Regions from separate parts of the Homo sapiens genome. Here region 2 is linked to region 1. A link is a contact called in ENCODE Hi-C or POLR2A ChIA-PET data. All regions are on one chromosome and are shown on one strand. Each heading gives the region's core, a stretch centred on a gene start or an enhancer-like site at or near the end of the contact. The rest is flanking DNA. Distances are from core to core; before and after follow the strand shown. Region 1 overlaps FNBP1L (formin binding protein 1 like). Region 2 overlaps FNBP1L (formin binding protein 1 like).

Evidence for each region. A loop is a pair of places that touch in the nucleus more often than their neighbours do. ChIA-PET counts read pairs that join two places held with the same protein, here RNA polymerase II (POLR2A). Pooled maps may share reads with other maps.
Region 2: a loop to region 1 is called in a map of PC-3, with 2.4 times the contacts of the local background. The contact joins two enhancer-like sites. A Hi-C loop is called at or near these places in 4 of 168 maps with a recorded cell type or tissue (IMR-90, K562, PC-3 and 1 more) and 1 of 50 pooled maps. POLR2A ChIA-PET finds 5 or more read pairs at or near these places in 2 of 52 experiments (BJ and HEK293).

The regions. Positions count from the first base shown.
Region 1 is chr1:93,504,050-93,506,765 of GRCh38, forward strand. The region is part of intron 2 of FNBP1L (formin binding protein 1 like); the gene reads left to right. Among named protein-coding and RNA genes, the nearest start is that of TRC-GCA7-1, 11 kb to the right of the region's middle. Within about 2 kb of position 1,327, at least 2 of the 41 ENCODE cell types and tissues checked have a DNase peak (open chromatin) inside an H3K27ac peak, as active enhancers do.
Region 2 is chr1:93,551,438-93,554,153 of GRCh38, forward strand. It overlaps FNBP1L (formin binding protein 1 like), which reads left to right. Exons shown (of 17, transcript NM_001164473.3): 17 at 972-2,716. The coding sequence ends at 979. Among named protein-coding and RNA genes, the nearest start is that of TRC-GCA7-1, 36 kb to the left of the region's middle. RefSeq lists a silencer at 1,235-1,529 and an enhancer at 1,577-2,105. Within about 2 kb of position 1,410, at least 7 of the 41 ENCODE cell types and tissues checked have a DNase peak (open chromatin) inside an H3K27ac peak, as active enhancers do.

The DNA of each region.
Region 1 (2,716 bases), core at 77-2,576:
CTGAATTCCTTTGATCAGAGATTATATTATGTGCATTTCTCTACCCCATACCAAGCCTACCTGGTACCTCTGGAACTGGGTGATTAAATTTAAGTTGAATGAATAAATAATTAAATAATCTGTGTTTCAGTTTAGTTTAGAAATTAGGATTTCTGACCACATGCTGAACCTTTGACTACATAGCAGCTTTCTATTAATACTGGAGTTTGGTGTCGTGTACATCATTGTGATGTGGTCATTAAGTTGGTGTTGTGTACATCATTGTGTCTGCTAAGAACAGTCCTAAATATTTCGGGTAGGCTTAGATACAGAGCAATCCAAATATAGCTAGTCTGTAAGAAGTGCCTTTCACCTCCCGCCATGAGTCTGAAGCCTCCCCAGCCATGTGGAACTATAATTCCAATTAAACCTCTTTTTCCTCCCTGTCTCGGGTATGTCTTTATCAGCAGCGTGAAAACGAACTAATACATAGTCTCTATCTCATTTTACTTTTCTCATACCTCTTTATCAGAATTTGGTTTCTGTGTCACTCTTTTGTCCGGCTGAAAGATTTTGCATTCTCACCAGCAATACACAAAGCTTCCAGTTAGTCCACATCCTTGTTGTTTTGCAAGTAGCCACCCTAATCGGTGTGAGTTGTTATCTCCCTGTGGTTCTGACTTGCATTTCCCTGACCATTTGTGTATCTTTGGAGAAATGTCTATTCAAGTCAGTTTTTAAAATTGAGTTACTTGTTTTTTTGTTGTAGAGTTTTAGGAGTTCTTTGTATATTCTGGATATTAACCCCTTGCCAGATATATGATTTGCACATTCTTTCTCCCATTCTATAGGTTGCCTTTTCATTCTCTTGATTGTGTCCTTCTATGCATTGAAGTTTTAAATTTTGATGTAGTTTATCTATTTTTATTTTTTTTGCCTTTTTGTGTCATATCCAAGAAATCATTGCAAAATCCAGTATCACAAAGATTTTCTCCTATGTTTTCTTCTCAGTTTCATAGTTTTAGGTCTTTGATGCATCTTGAGTTAATATTTGTATGTGTTAAAAGGGTCCAGCTTCATTCTTTTTTTTTTTTTTTTTTGAGACAGAGTCTCACTCTTGTCGCCCAGCCTGGAGTGCAGTGGCGCGATCTTGGCTCACTGCAACTTCCGTCTCCTGGGTTCAAGCTGTTTGAAATGTTTGTTCCTCGGAGCCGTAAAGAAATAGCACTTGAACATAAATTTATTTAGTAAGGCCATTTTTACTTCCTGCAGAAAGGGTACACTCGTGCCACAAGAGTACACCGAACAAAGGAGACAGGGTCATTTATAACCTGAGGCATCCACCCTACTGCTGTGTCCAGTTTCCATTGGCTGGAACGGGACCTCACCCCGATTGGCTAGCAACTTAGAACTTTGTAAAAAGAGGCCAAGGTAGAGGGGAACAAAGGAAGGAGGAAGTAACTTGTGGAATGTTGAGAAAGGTAAAAACACTTTTAAATAAGGAAGAGGAACAGGCTATGACCTAATGCTTGCTTGGACCAGTATAAGCACGCTAGGGTAAATATTTAGGCTAAATTGTGGGAGCTAAGAGCATAAAGTAATGTTGATTTCCTTATTACGGCTAGCAGATATTTAAGAATGTTAGCACAGGTCTTTAAATAAATTTTGCTTCTAAGAGAAGCTACTATTTATTCCTAATTAGATGGGGAGGAAAGTCTTTGAAGAGGAACCTCTACTTTACTTTTTACAAAATGATTCTCCTGCCTCAGCCTCCTGAGTAGCTGGCACTACAGGCACCTGCCACCACGCCCAGCTAATTTTTGTATTTTTAGTAGAGACGGGGTTTTACCATATTGACCAGGCTGGTCTCGGACTCCTGACCTTGTGATCCACCCGTCTTGGCCTCCCAAAGTGCTGGGATTACAGGCGTGAGCCACCATGCCTGGCCCAGCTTCATTCTTTTGCAATGGATACCTTTTATGTTTAATTTTTTTACTATAAGAGAGAAGATTCGTGGCCGAAAGTGATGGAACTCCAGCTTGAGCTAATTTAAGTATAATGAGAAATTTATTTACAATATAAATTTATTGATTTATTGATTTTAATTTTTTATTGAGTTCAAGAAGTGGAATAGTCATACTGCTAGAAGGCTTGGTCTACAGCTAGGTCACAGAAAAAAATAAGGACAGTATCTGAAACACCGCCAAAGCCCTTTGTCTTTTCTTCTTCTTCTTCTTTTGGTGGGTTGGTGGCTTTATTCTTTTAGTGCAGACTGGCTTTCTCCATGTGGCAGGAAATACAGTCATCAACAGTGCCAGTTTTATGTCTTAGAGATTCAGCTCCCATACTGGCCTCAAAGCTGTGTCAGATCCAAAGTCTTACAACTTTCAGAAAGGGATCTCGTTGGCCCAGCTATTTTGTTTTCTATCGTTGGGTCACTTAACTGAGCCCACAAATTTGGGCCATATGTGTTAATCTGGCAGCTCTTAAGTAAGTTAAGAAAAGGGGTACTAGTCAGTGAGTCTCAGGTCTCTAATATTACCCTTTGCTGGAAGAAATGGTATGATTTATATTCCATTTTATAAATAGGATATTGATCACCTCTTAAACAGTGATTAGAACTCAGCCTCTCAAATATTGAAAGGTTGAAAATGTATAGAGGTGATTCTCAGTCTTTTAAGATTTTTGAGATAGTTCACATTCTGGCACTTAGCTGCAAAATGTTTTAATAGAAGTG
Region 2 (2,716 bases), core at 160-2,659, 47 kb after region 1:
ATAGTAATGCTCTCTGCCCCCTTTACTTCAGAAAACACAGTGACTTTAGTGAATTTGAATAGTGAAACTGCTCTGAAATGCTATGGAAAGCCGACTCCCCAAAGAGTGGTTTCTTCTAGAAGTTTGAATTTGTAGCTACAGTTTCCAAGAAGAAAAATAGTAGTTGGATAATTTAGTAAAATAATAACATCATTTTCATTTTCTTACCTATTCTTAACTTTGGTTTCCTAAAGGAAGAAAATGAGCAGGTAGCACATAATCTATTTAAGTAGATTTAAAGAGAGTTTCAAAATAAATCTCCTGGTCTAGCTCTTAGGTGAATAAAATAGATTTTGTTTGAGACCTCAAAATATTTTGAGGTTAGCTGGTAATTTTCAATAATTTACAAGCTTCCTTCCAAACTAATCTCATACTTTTGTATGTTTCATCTTGAAAATATCTTTTGGGAAATACCACTTTAGTGATTATTTAGCATTTAGCAGTTACACATAGGAAAATACACAGTTACATAGAAAAATACACATTTGAAGATAGAGGAAACCTTGAATGGAGGGGAAGTGTTGACAAATTTTAATTTTTAAAGGAGAAACTTTTTGACTATCTGGGTTAGAGGAAGATATGTGTACCGCCTTTAGGGCATTTTGTTATTTCCGCTGAATCATTAGTTATTAGGATAGATAAATTTTTCCAATTAGTTTCAGCAAGCGTTGTTGGAAACACTGTGCAGTCAAGGATTGTGCAGTGCTGGTTGTGTGACCACACCCTGAGTCAGTGGTGTGGGGAAGTAAAGTGTGAAGAAGCAGTAAGATTGGTTTTTAATTTTGCCCATGTTTTAAATTTTCCTGGTGTTTTCGGTAGCTGACTATAAAATGATAGAGACATTTGGGACAGGCACTTTAAACTGAACACCCCTTTTGGTTTTACCAAAGGTCTTCAGTAATTGTTCTTTTCTTTTTCCTCCTGGACTGCAGGTTCCTGAAGAGGGTTTCTGAGGAAATGGGCAAGATGTTGAAGGAGGTTACATGCAGCTGCTTTTGGGGGAGGGTATTAGAGTTGTCAGGCTCAAAGAGAGTGAGAGAAGCAAGTTGCATGAGTGCATGCAGACATGATTTTTTTTTTACTAACTTCATTAGCATTTCCATACATTGTTTTTAAAAATCATAATACCAACCCTTAAGTTCCTAGTTCACAGTTATTCCCACAAAAGAAAAAGCCAACAATAGTGTACCATTTTTCTATTTATTTTATTGCTGTCTAATCAATAAAGAATGCAGAGCTGTCAAAAAATGTGTCTTACATTAGCTGTCCCAACAGGATTGTCTTCCCTCCCAGCTCTGTTTTAATTGGCTTTTAGACCCACTATCTGTCAGATCCTTGCCATCTGTCAGTGTCTGCCTGCGCCACCTCCGTGCTTGCTTAACATCCTGTTGCATGTCTAGCGTGATTGAGCTAGATTTTTCAGGCATGTCTTTAGATTCCCTTGTTCTTGTCAAAGCCTTGTTTTGTTTTACATTTGTAGTGCAAATCACTTTGTCAAACATCTCCAGCACTAATGTTTCCATCTTAGTATTTGTGCACACTGCTATAACTTCCCCACTGCAAACATTCCAGTTTTGGCATTACGAAGAAGTAGCTGTGAACCTGAAGTATTTATGATAAGAAAAAGAAAACATCTCTGCTGTAGCCTACAGCCCAGTTGAAAGAACTCTTTGAAACGTGATACATCTTCAGCACCTCAGTCTGGGAAGAATCTAGTCAGCACTGAAATCCTGGCATAATAAACACAGAAGATATTCACCACCTCAAGACAAAGGACTATTGTCAAAAGTCAGCTGCTTCCATTCAAATGCTGCCTTAAACTTGAGTGCCTAAATCTGTTGATTGCCAACACTACCACTACAGTATCCCACAAAGGGCTTTATGTGTCAGCTCAGTGCGACCTGCTTTAACTCTGCAGCACCGCTGCAGCTGCCGATGTAGCCTCGGTAGGTGGCTATTAGAGCTCTACCATATACAGTGGTGCATCTTCAAATTTATGCATCAAACTAAAGACATGTCCAAGTCCATTTTAATTTCCTCAGTGGTTTTATGAGAAGTTTTATGGGCCTCCCCCAATTGTCTTTTTATTTTGGGTTATGACGATCATGTTTGATAATTACAATGATAGTCTCTTTCCACGTGATGCTTTTGTTTGAACCTGATAAAATTTAGTGAAACTTTGTAATGATCTATGTGCACTTTTACTTGTAAAATGGAATTTCTGTATGTTTATACTTGTAAATATGATTGTTGTTAGTGCTCCTGTTGCTCATGGTGTCCTGCCTCGCATTTGTGATTCTGTTAATGACATGTATCTTAACTAATTTCTTAGTGGTGTTGTAATAGGGAGATGGGGCAGGTGGGGGGTTATTTGTACCACTGAATCTTCATTAATTTGGTTCTTTACTGTTTTGAGGGGAGAAAGAACGTGAAATGGTTTGTGTATTATTGAATTTTAAGCAATATTTTAGAAGCTGTGTGACTGCTTTAATAACTTTTTCCCAGTGTTATTTGAATCATACTACCCGTTATACTAAAGCTGAATGACAATTGTGTGAAAGTTACTGCCTTCATAAGATCAAGTCACCACTGTTACACAGCTGACATATAGTGTATTACCTTTGCAGCTAGTAAACTATAAAGTTTAGATATTGAATCTCGTTACAGGGTTATTTAT